Regions from separate parts of the Mus musculus genome. Here region 1 is linked to region 2. A link is a loop called in an ENCODE intact Hi-C map of the cell type or tissue named here. Cell type or tissue: heart. All regions are shown on one strand.

Region 1 (5,000 bases), 60 kb after region 2:
TGCCACCAGAGTGATCCTCTCAAATCACAGACCTGTCACTGGTGGAAAACCCTTCATGGTCCTACTGACTGTAGGACAGTGACCAGATGTCTTCACATGATATCATGAGGCCCTCCAGGGCCTGGGCTCTGCCTGCTTAGACACATGAATCTCATTTTCTTTCTTCCACTTTCCAGGACCACAAGAGTCTTGAAATTCTCTTGTTCTGATGGTGTCCTTCATGTGCTGTTCCCTCTGCCTACAGTGTCTTTCTGGTTCTCTTTACATCTGTCTGCTCATTTTAAAGAAGTCAGACCAATAATCTAACCTGGGATATTCTGTGCCATACAAATGTCCTACTATTGCAGTTCCCATATGGTATTGTAATGGTCCACTTATGTGTCATGTAGTGTAGTATTGTTTTATGCATTGCTTGATGGTCAGCCTGCTCCTTGTCAAGTTTTGCTTTGGTGTGTAACAAGCTGCCCCAACCTTCCATGGCATGCAAATGTACATGTAAAGGCTCTGAGGCTTACAGGGCTGTGTAGAGTGCCAACTGCATGAGATGGCAGCAGGGCTGCAGTCCTCTGGAGGCTTGATGGGACTTAGTGTCCAAGAGGCTCAGCAGGACCAGGCACGTCCTCGAGCTACCTCCACATGTCCACTATGTGGGCTGCTGTTGATGACCCTGTGTCAGCAATTCCAGAGCATCCTTTCTGCCACATGGTGTTTGGGCAAAGAGGCCACTAACGCCAGCCTCCTCCCTCAGGAAGAACCTTCCCCACAGTGGAGGCATGCACACAGAAGGTGGGCAGGGACAGTGAGCACCTCTGCAGGCTGGACAATGGGCTCTGACATTCTCCTGAGTTCTGAGGAGGACATGGATGTCACCAGAGCTTCAAAGTCTTTTGAAACCCACAACAGGGAAGGCATCTGGCTAACAGCTGGGTATTAGGAGGAAATCAAGGATAGGCACAGAGTTGCTCAGCCAGCAAAGTGCTTACTGTAGACTTGAGGACCTGAGCTGGACCTCCAGCACCCTCCAAGGCTGGGTAAGGGAGTACTGGTCTGTGATCCCAGCGTCAGCAGGGTGAAGATGGATAGATCCTGGTGGCTCTCGGCCTAGGCTGTGAGAGACTCTGTATGAAAATACCCAAGGTAGGTGGCTTCTAAAAAACACTGCTTCAGGTTAACCCTTAGCTCGGGTGCATGTGCTAACACACACTAAAAGGTAAATTAATTTTAAAAGGGATGAACATGAACAACCTCTTTCTGCCCAAATGGAAATGTTTGACTGACCAATGGGAGAGGAACCCTATGGAGACAGGAGGACCTTACCTAGATCTTCTCAGGCCAGAATGGTCACTGGATGACCAATGGCTCCTAGCATGGTCTAGAAGACCAAGGGTCCTGCTGCAAGGTGACTGGTCAGGGCCTGCTGTTTGCCCAGCAAGCAGGCAATAAGGAAAGCACAGGGCAGTGCTGTGGGCTGCCTGCCGTCAGGGGGACAACAGTGGCTGGAGGAAATAACCCAGCCAGGTGCACATCTCTAGGGCCAGAGCAAACGATCCCACAGATGAGCTGTGGGGAGAAGGGCAGGCATGGTGGTGAGAAAGAGACTGGAAGTGGATGGAGGATAGTTAGGGGAAGTCTGGCTGTTTGAGCAGGATGGGGTGAAGATGTGTGGTGAGCCTAAACTCAGTAGCTGTCTGGGGAGGCTCCTCTCCATGGCTGCTCCTGGGTTATCTTCCACCTAACATTCTCCCTCTGCACAGCTGGCTCTGGGCCTCCAGCTCTTTTCCATCCTCACTGGAATTCACCTTCTATTATGGAACCTGCCTTTGCTGACCATCGCTGCCTGGCCAGGTTCGAGCTGCTTCATAGGAGCACTGGGCCAGAATTCTGGGACTCACACCTTGACGGGGATATACCTGCCTGGTTCTGGTACTGGCCCTGGGCTAAGCATTTTTGGGGGCACTTTTTCTTTGGATCTTGTAACATGCTGAGGTGGGCCCTGCTGTCTGGTTCCTGGAGGCTGCTGAAGGATGTGACCAGAGGTCCTTGAGTGCCTCCTGCACAGGCTCTGACAGCCATGCCTTTTTTGAAAATAAGGTCTCACTATGGAACCCACTTTGGTCTCCAACTCACATTTCCCCTGCTTTAGTCTCCAGAGTATGGTGTCTTTGTTATGATCTTGAGGGATGTGAAACACTGGCACTCTCCAAATCCACCGGTGCTATGTAGGGAGAAGCAGGAGGCCTAAGGGAGAGAGCTGGCCGACATGGACACGGAGTGGAAGGCAGGAAGGAAAAGCCTCTAGCCTCTCACCCCGTGAGGGACTCCACTCCTTAAAGCTGTCCCCCAGGTCTAAAACTTCCTGTGTTAGGAAAGGTGCTTTAGAAAGAACATCCCATCTAAGAGCAGCTAAGAGCAAGAACATTTATTCGAGTGTGAACAATCCAGAAGTCAGCGATTGCAGTTACGCTGGCTCCGAGTCAGCCGTCTCCTCCCCTCCGGATCACAAGCTGGCTGTCAGGGTTCCAAGCTTCATGTTTTCACCCAGCAGCGGCACTAGACAGAAAGGGAAAGGAGGCCAAGAGAGCTACCAGCACATCTCTTCGAGGGAGCAAAGTGGGGCCCTGAAGCTACCCTTGTAAGTCCCACGACATGGAAATGAACTCACAAGTCTCAAAACTGTACCGGCTACGCCCTTTTCTTATCTGTAAGACTGACTACGCCCCACGTGATGGACTAAGCTTTAGGGCCTTTGAGAGCTAGCTACCCCCTAAGAATGCCATGCCCACACACTGTTTCAAGTTCCATTCTGGTTACCGCTGACTTGGAAGGAATCTATTTGTCTCTTTCTTCCTCGGTCCACCGTTGGTCCGCAGCTGCTCCATTTTCTCTGCTCCCACCCTTCCCCCATGGCCACATTAGGATGCTCAGGAACACTGACCTTCTACAGCCCTGGGGTTCACTCAATGCAAACACTATCGACAGCAGAATTCTGTATTTCCTGTGGGCGCCTGGATACATATTTACAAGTTTTTAGAAAGGTCTAGGAAAGTACACACCAAGCCCATCCCCGCGGTTGCCACAGGGGACGGGGAAGGGAACGGGATGGAAGCAGGTGGCCAGAAGGGACCAGCAGCTCCAGCAGTGGTGTTCTGGTTCTTAAAAAGGAGCATGGATTCATGTTTCGCTTGTGTCATTAAACTTTAATTTGAAAAAATTCCCATTCATTTTCAGCCAATTACGCTGGCCCTGTGCTGGCTGTGCTTGCGAGTTTGTGCCCAGGGAGGGAGAACATTTACTTTGTGTGTGTCTGTGAATGAAGTGCAGCGATTAGAAAGTAGATTAAAAAGAAATGTAGCAAACAAAAGCCAAACAAAACGGGCGGGGAGTAGAGAAAACTCATTCATGACAATAATGGAAACCAAAGAAATCAACCCAGGAGGAAAGCCACAAGTTTCTGAGGAAAAAGCAGTGTGTGTGTGTGTGTGTGTGTGTGTGTGTGTGTGTGTGTGTGTGTGTGACATGTAGTGAGCGGCTGGACAAACAGAGTTCTGCCTCGTCCCTGCAGTGAACGGCACAGTATTATACTGATGTCAGTTTCCCCCAAATTAATCTCGGAATTCACAGTATCTGACAAGCAGCTTTCAGAGTCTGTGTGGAGAGAGGAGCAGGCTGAGGCAGCTGGGAGGAAGCATAGTGAAATGTGGCATTTTACTTCACAGATATCACAAGGTGGTAAAGAGTAATGACAAATTAAAGTCTGCTACTGACAGGAATAAACAGATTAGTTAAAAAAAAAAAACCTAAACAAAACCAAACCAAAACCCCAGATAACCAGGGGCCTCCAAGTCCCCTAGCTGTGCGGCTTCACTCTAGGGAGAGCGGAGACAGGATGAATGTGCTGACCCGTTCTATTGTGCTCCGATAATTGGCTGTCCGTTTTGAGAAAGGCTAGACACTGTCTCAATTCTATCATAGAAATATATTCCAGATGCAAGAAAGAGCCAAGAACAAACCTGTGAAACCATTAGAGGAGAATAAGGGCTCTATCTCAATCAAACATGATATATATTCAACAAGGAACAGTGGAGACAGAGGAGACGCATTTGATTGAAACTGGCAACTTCTGTCTAAGGCAAGGTTCTACAGTGAGCTGAGAGCAACAGACACGCTCAGAGAAACATTTGTCCAAAAGCACAAAAGCTTACTATCTGGATTACATCAGGACATTCTACAGGTCAATGAGCTGAAGAGCTCGAGAAAAATTGACAGTTCGGAGCGGGAATAATACAGACGCCCAGTGTACACATGAAAAGCTCACTGGCAAACAGGAAAAGACAAATTTAAAAAGGGATTTAACTTTTTCACCCATCCAATTGGCAAATACTGAGGACTGCTCACAGTGTAGAGATTAAAGTCTCGAGGCCTCTGGCTAGATCCTTGTCTGGTTCAGAAACCATGGCGGGCAATGGTGACGTCTGCTAAAAGTGAAAACGTGCAGACCCAGCATCCTATTTCTCCTTCACTGCCAAGAGAAGGTTGCTCAAAACAGAGTAGAGTCAGAGCCAACTGATGGAGGAGGAGAACTGAGGGAATGAACGGGTGCTTCTCTGTTAAAGAGCAAGAATGTCAGGGACCAGCATGGCTGTGTTGTAAAGATACTAGAGGGAGTCAAGATGCAGCCTCAGGCAAGCTCTCAGCATGGGGAACTCTTTCAAAGCACCCATGCCCAAGAAGCAGATCCACAAACCTGTGGAGGGATGGGATGCAGGACTCTGGTACAGGAGACAGCAGCTGGGCTCACATCACTCCACCTCTAACAGGGAGAATGTCTTCATGCTTTGCTTCCTTAATTAAAGTGTCATTTGGAGAGATTCTAATTTGTTTTCAGCTAATTATGCCAGCTCTGTATTTAGTGGTGCTTGTGTGTTTGAGCCCAGGGAGAAAGAATGTTTACTTTGTGTGTGTGCAGAGCAAGCTCTCAGATCAGTGAAAGGTTGGGATGG
Region 2 (5,000 bases):
CATGAGCTTGTGGGCCTTCTCCCTTCTCCTCACCCTGCTGTAATTGTCTGCAGCCTCCAGGAACACCAACCCAGCCTCCTCTACCCCCCAGAGCCCCTTCTTGCTCCTCCTCCTTGCCCAACAACCCTGTCCCTACTTCAGGGCTCAGCACCCTCTCTGAAGGAACCACTCTGGTATCTGTCACCCAAGTCCAGGTCTCCCAACACTCCTAATTTACACTAAGCAACCCCACTTTTGTGTTGGTCTTGCCTACAGACCCCTAGTATAGCCCCGACCACCTCACTCAGAACCCCAACTTGATTGACATACCCTCTATGTCCTATTTATGAGTCCTCCCTAATAGATCCTGCCTCCCCTCTGGGGCCCAGCTTCCCTGACACCTGTCACCTGCCTGGTACAGGGGCTACCCGTGGTCTCCCTTCACCAGGCTATCGGGCTATTCAACAACTGACTAGTGTCTGTTGGGGCAGCCCCGAGAGGTAGATAATTGGCTTGGGCTGGAGAGGCCACACAGCACGTGTTCTGCCTCACTCTCCTCATCTGCATCTCCCAATGTCCTCTGCTTCCCTTCCCTTCTCTGCGTCCATCCTTGGGGTGTGTCTGGTGTCTGAGGGAGGTTCTGTGAGCTCTGGCCCCAGACAGAAGATTGGAGTCTGTCACCTCTGGGTGTTGGACTTTCTCTCTGTGGGTCAGTATACATATAGCTTACATGTGTCAATGGGCATGCATCTGGCACTCCATGCATTGGGGTGTAGACCCAGCTGGCCTTATTTGCCCATCTTTATGTGGGTCACTGGTCATTCTGTCAGTGTAAGTGGTGACTTGGGTGTCTGTGTTCTGTCTGGGTGGTGAGGTGTCTTCCTTTTCTCTGTGGTGAACTCACCACCCTGCTGTCCTGCCTACTCCTTCCCTGTGGCCTTCTTCCTTGTAGCCCCTCTCCTGGGGACTTTGCTAGGGCTTGCATGTCAATGTCTGTGCCTGGCGGCCTCTCAGGCAGTGAAGTGCGTCATAGCTCTGACTGAGATGGCTGAGCGTGGGCTCAGCTTGCGTGCATGCGTCATCCTGAGCCCTGGTGGAGTTGGGGGGGGGGTCTCGCCTCGCCTTGAAGCTCCCACTCTACCAGCTCTCTAGCTCCCTCCCTACCTCCCTCCCTCCCTTTCTCCCTCTTTCCTAAGCTTTCTTCTTCCTTCCAGCCTTTGTCTGTTCCCTGTTGCTTCTCCCCGTAGCTCCTCACTCTGCCCCCTTCCCCTCTGGTTACCTCTGCTGCAGAGCCAGTGTTGGAAGAACTTTTGGGGTTCATCTGAATATTCCATCCAGTCCCACAGGGATGGAACTGCTTGGGGCTTCTCGTGGACTTTTTTTCTTTTCTTCACCTGTTCTCCCTAAGGTCTCTAGGGCACCCCATCACAGAATGCAGTTCCCAGTACTAACCACATGTACGGGAAGACACCAGCTTTCCTTGGCCAGCTGCTCGTCCTGGTCTCCAGCCTCTTCTGCCACTAGCCCTTGTTTTCCTCTGCCCAACCTTTACTTAAATGTGATGAGCTGCTTCTACCTCAGGACCTTCATGCATACGGTTCTCCCTGCCTGGAACCAGTTGCCAGAGGCTTGCCTGCTCTCACTGCCTCCTTTAGGTCTCTGCTCCTGTGTCTCCTCTTCAGAGAGGCCTTCCCTGGGGTCCTGCTGTCCTTAGCAAGACACCCTTTGTCTGACTTCACAGCTGTCAAATAATGGGGTCCCCTTTAGGTGTAGCCTCTGTGTCTCTTCCTTACATGTTGCCTCCCCCCTAGCCCCCACTGGTTCTCAACCTCCAGTCTGTCCCTCCAGGTTTTGTTCTCCTCAGGGACAACCTGCTTCCTAGCTCCCTGAGCCTCCACCTGTCCAAGCCTCAGGGCCTCCGCACTTTCTGTGATACTGCCGCCCTCTTGCCCCTACTTTTTGAATTCCAATGTATTTTGCTATTTCTTTTTTTAATTAAAAACTTTGAAATCCAGATGAAATCCATACAACCTGTAATCACCTTCTGGAAGAGAGTGTTCCTAGTGTGTGGGGACACCGCCACTCGCCTGTCCCCCTCCCTGTCTGTCCCCCATCAGCACACTGGCCGTTGGACGTACCATGTGACTCTGGTGGGTTCAGGCTCTCCCCCGTGGGAGACTGGGAGTTTCCTGATTCACTCCTTATCAAGAGGACCATGACCTTTGCTATTTTTAGCAGCCACACTCTGGCCGGGATGATCCAGGTCACCCAGGCTGGCTGTGGACTGTGGCCCTCTGAGTCAGTGGCTCACAGTCTCCTTTCCTGGCTGACACTGCTGCACTCCCAAGCATCACTGCTGCTCTTTGATGGTCTCTCCCGCTACCCTTGGCTGGCCACCTAGCCCCCATCTCTCTGTCACCCTCTCTAGACACCAGCTCTTCCTCAGTCCCCTCGGTTTGTCCCTCCTCTGCTTCAGTCCACTCTGTCCCTTGGAGCTCTGGGGTGGGTGCAGTTCAGGCCTTAGCCTTTTGGTGGCATACGTTCCACACCTCACTCTCCTTTGTCACCAGCTGGGATGGCATGTCACCACCATACGATGGGCAGTCACACACCTTGCCCTCAGGACCATTGTACCTGACACCTTCCCTGGCCATAGGGTCAGGCCTGACCCTCCTTGGGCTGTCGTCTGGCTGCAAGTCCCCTCCCCAGACCTGTGAATGGTTCCGATGCTTCGGGTCTCTTAACTGTCTGACACCTACGCGCTTAGCATCCTCCCTCTGAGGTATCCCTGGGGAAGAGCTTCAAGAACAGCCTCCACCAGGCTGTGTGCTGGAAGCGTCCGCAAGTCCATCGGAGTCCCATGAACCAAGTAGTGTTCAAGTGCCAAGAGGGGCTCTCCTTCAGCACCTGTGGAGAAAAGGGGCGTGTCCCGTGCCAGCCCTCCTGAGGGACATGTCCCAGGCCAGCCCTCCTCAGTGTCTGCCCCCTTTCTCATGTCTTAGTGTTAGCTGGATGGCTCTGGACATGAGTGAGCACCAGAGATGCATGTGTGCACAGGAGATGCTGCTGGAGAAGATAGGTCTCTCTTCTCTCAGTAGGACTGTCTATCTGCCTGTCCATAGGACTGTACTGTTTTCTTATCTGCTCTAGTCCTCCGGACTCTTTTGATATTTAAGGGGGAGAGTCGAGGGGGTGTTGTGTGGGAGTCCCTCTGGCCTTCTCCAGGGGATCTTGTTTTTCTTCTCTGGGAGCCAGGCTTTTATCTTTCCTTCAGTGTGTGTGTGTGTGTGTGTGTGTGTGTGTGTGTGTGTGTGTGTTCACAAGTGCTTCTTCCCTCGATTTCCTCTGTATATATAAAGCACTGCTTGGGAGGGCTGCTGTACCATGTCCCCTTCCATGGCTCTCGGGCCCCTACCCTCCGCACCTGCATGTCCCCATTCTTCCCTCCTGGTTCTTGGTGTGCGGGCTGAGCTGTCAGCACCTTTCCTTGCCCTGTCTTCAGTCTCTCTCTCTCTCTCTCTCTCTCTCTCTCTCTCTCTCTCTGCTGCCTGTTCTTCCTTCTCCTCTTGGCCTATCTCCTTCCAGCTCATTTTTTCCAGATGTGCCACATCTGACTGTTCATGCCTCATGGGTCTCCACTCATTTCCCCAGTCAGGCTCTGCTCCTCTTCATCCAGCGATGCTGGCTCGTGTGTGTGTGTGTGTGTGTGTGTGGCTTGCCACCCGTGCCCTCCCACACTGTGTACTTCTGCTCTTGCAAGTTTGAGTAGTCCTGGACATGGCAAACAGCTCTCAGCACCTTCTTCTTTCTGCCCGCCCTGCCCTCCCCCTGGGGCTCTAGGACTGGCTTCCAGAGGACCCTTGCCTGCCTTGCCCCTGGCTCAGACTAGACTTAATACCACAGTTGAGCCTGAACTCCAAAGGAGCAGGCTGCAGCCTAACCTAACTCAGAAGCCTGTACAGAGGACAGGTGATGGATCAACACTTTGTGGACTGAGTGCTACAGTCATGGGGTCCAGGGCTCTTGGCCTTGTTGGTGTACGTCCCTCCGTCTAATCCTCCCATACCTGTGTGCTCTTATGCAGGTATGTGTGTACACTGGTGTGTGTGGGGGGGGGGGGGGGCTCCCGTCTCTGGGTTTCTCTAGCTTCACTTTGTTCTGCACCCCTTTTCTTTCCAGGAAAACATGGAACATGTAGGAGATACAGGGAGCAAGCCAGAAGATCCTAGTGCCCCCTTTCCCAGGGCGATGGTCCCTGAGAGTGTCCGCAGCATCAGCTGACAGTGCAGGCCCAGGGCTGTATGTGCTCTGCTCCCAGCTGCCTGCCCCTCCGCCTTGTCTCAGGCTTTCTTATTATCTGCCCAGGACTCTGTCCCTCTCCACCTCTGTCACTACCACTGGTCTCTCCCTGCCCCAGTCTGCTTCTGCCCTGCGTCCCTCCTCAGTCACTTCTTCATTCGAGTTTCACTGAATCTGACCGCCACTCTGGAGTCCTCTTAGGACACTGGAGTGCTCCTGTCTCTCTGTCTTTTGGTCACCTTCTGCTTGTCTTTCTTCTGCCTCCCTGTCCCACTGAAGCCCTTTCCCACTTCCGTTGTGTGTGCCCCTTACGTGCGTCCTTTCTGTAGCTGCCTCCCCACGTGCTCTCCCTATCTCCATGTGGTACTCATAGGTACTTTTGCTATTCAAAAACTAGAACACAATTTTCTCCTGAATTGTCAGCCCTGAGCACAAAAGGCTTTGTTACCTCGGTAATAAGAAAAGCCAACACAAATCCCGGACGTCACCGTCATGAGGGTGACCTGATCCTATTGTACTGTTGTTACTAAGTTGTGCAAGGTTGGGGTGGTATACTGGTGTGTCTGTTTGTCCCTCCCCAGCCTTCCCTCCCTGCTGCACCTCTCTCCGCCACCCTTTTTCTCCCTTAGAGATTTCTGGAATTTCACTCTCTGCTCATGCTGTGAGCCTAAAGGATGATGATAATAATGATGATGTGTCTGTCTGTCCGTCTATCTGCTTCT

What was found. Hi-C counts contacts between places; a loop is a spot of excess contacts. Peaks named below come from ENCODE experiments on the same cell type or tissue, not always from the same donor. Only the 100,000 strongest peaks of a DNase experiment are listed, where the experiment ranks them.
Region 1: it touches region 2 in a loop (2.6-fold over the local background); 6 of 42 quality-filtered maps call a loop at or near these places.

Annotation. Positions count from the first base shown.
Region 1 is chr2:157,537,757-157,542,756 of GRCm38, forward strand. No RefSeq gene overlaps it. Among named protein-coding and RNA genes, the nearest start is that of Gm14279, 17 kb to the left of the region's middle. In heart, no CTCF peak of the experiment used is centred here; a DNase peak (open chromatin) is centred at 2,555.
Region 2 is chr2:157,477,828-157,482,827 of GRCm38, forward strand. No RefSeq gene overlaps it. Among named protein-coding and RNA genes, the nearest start is that of Gm14279, 43 kb to the right of the region's middle. In heart, a CTCF peak has its summit at 2,502; no DNase peak of the experiment used is centred here; H3K4me3 peaks cover 471 bases; H3K27ac peaks cover 2,075 bases.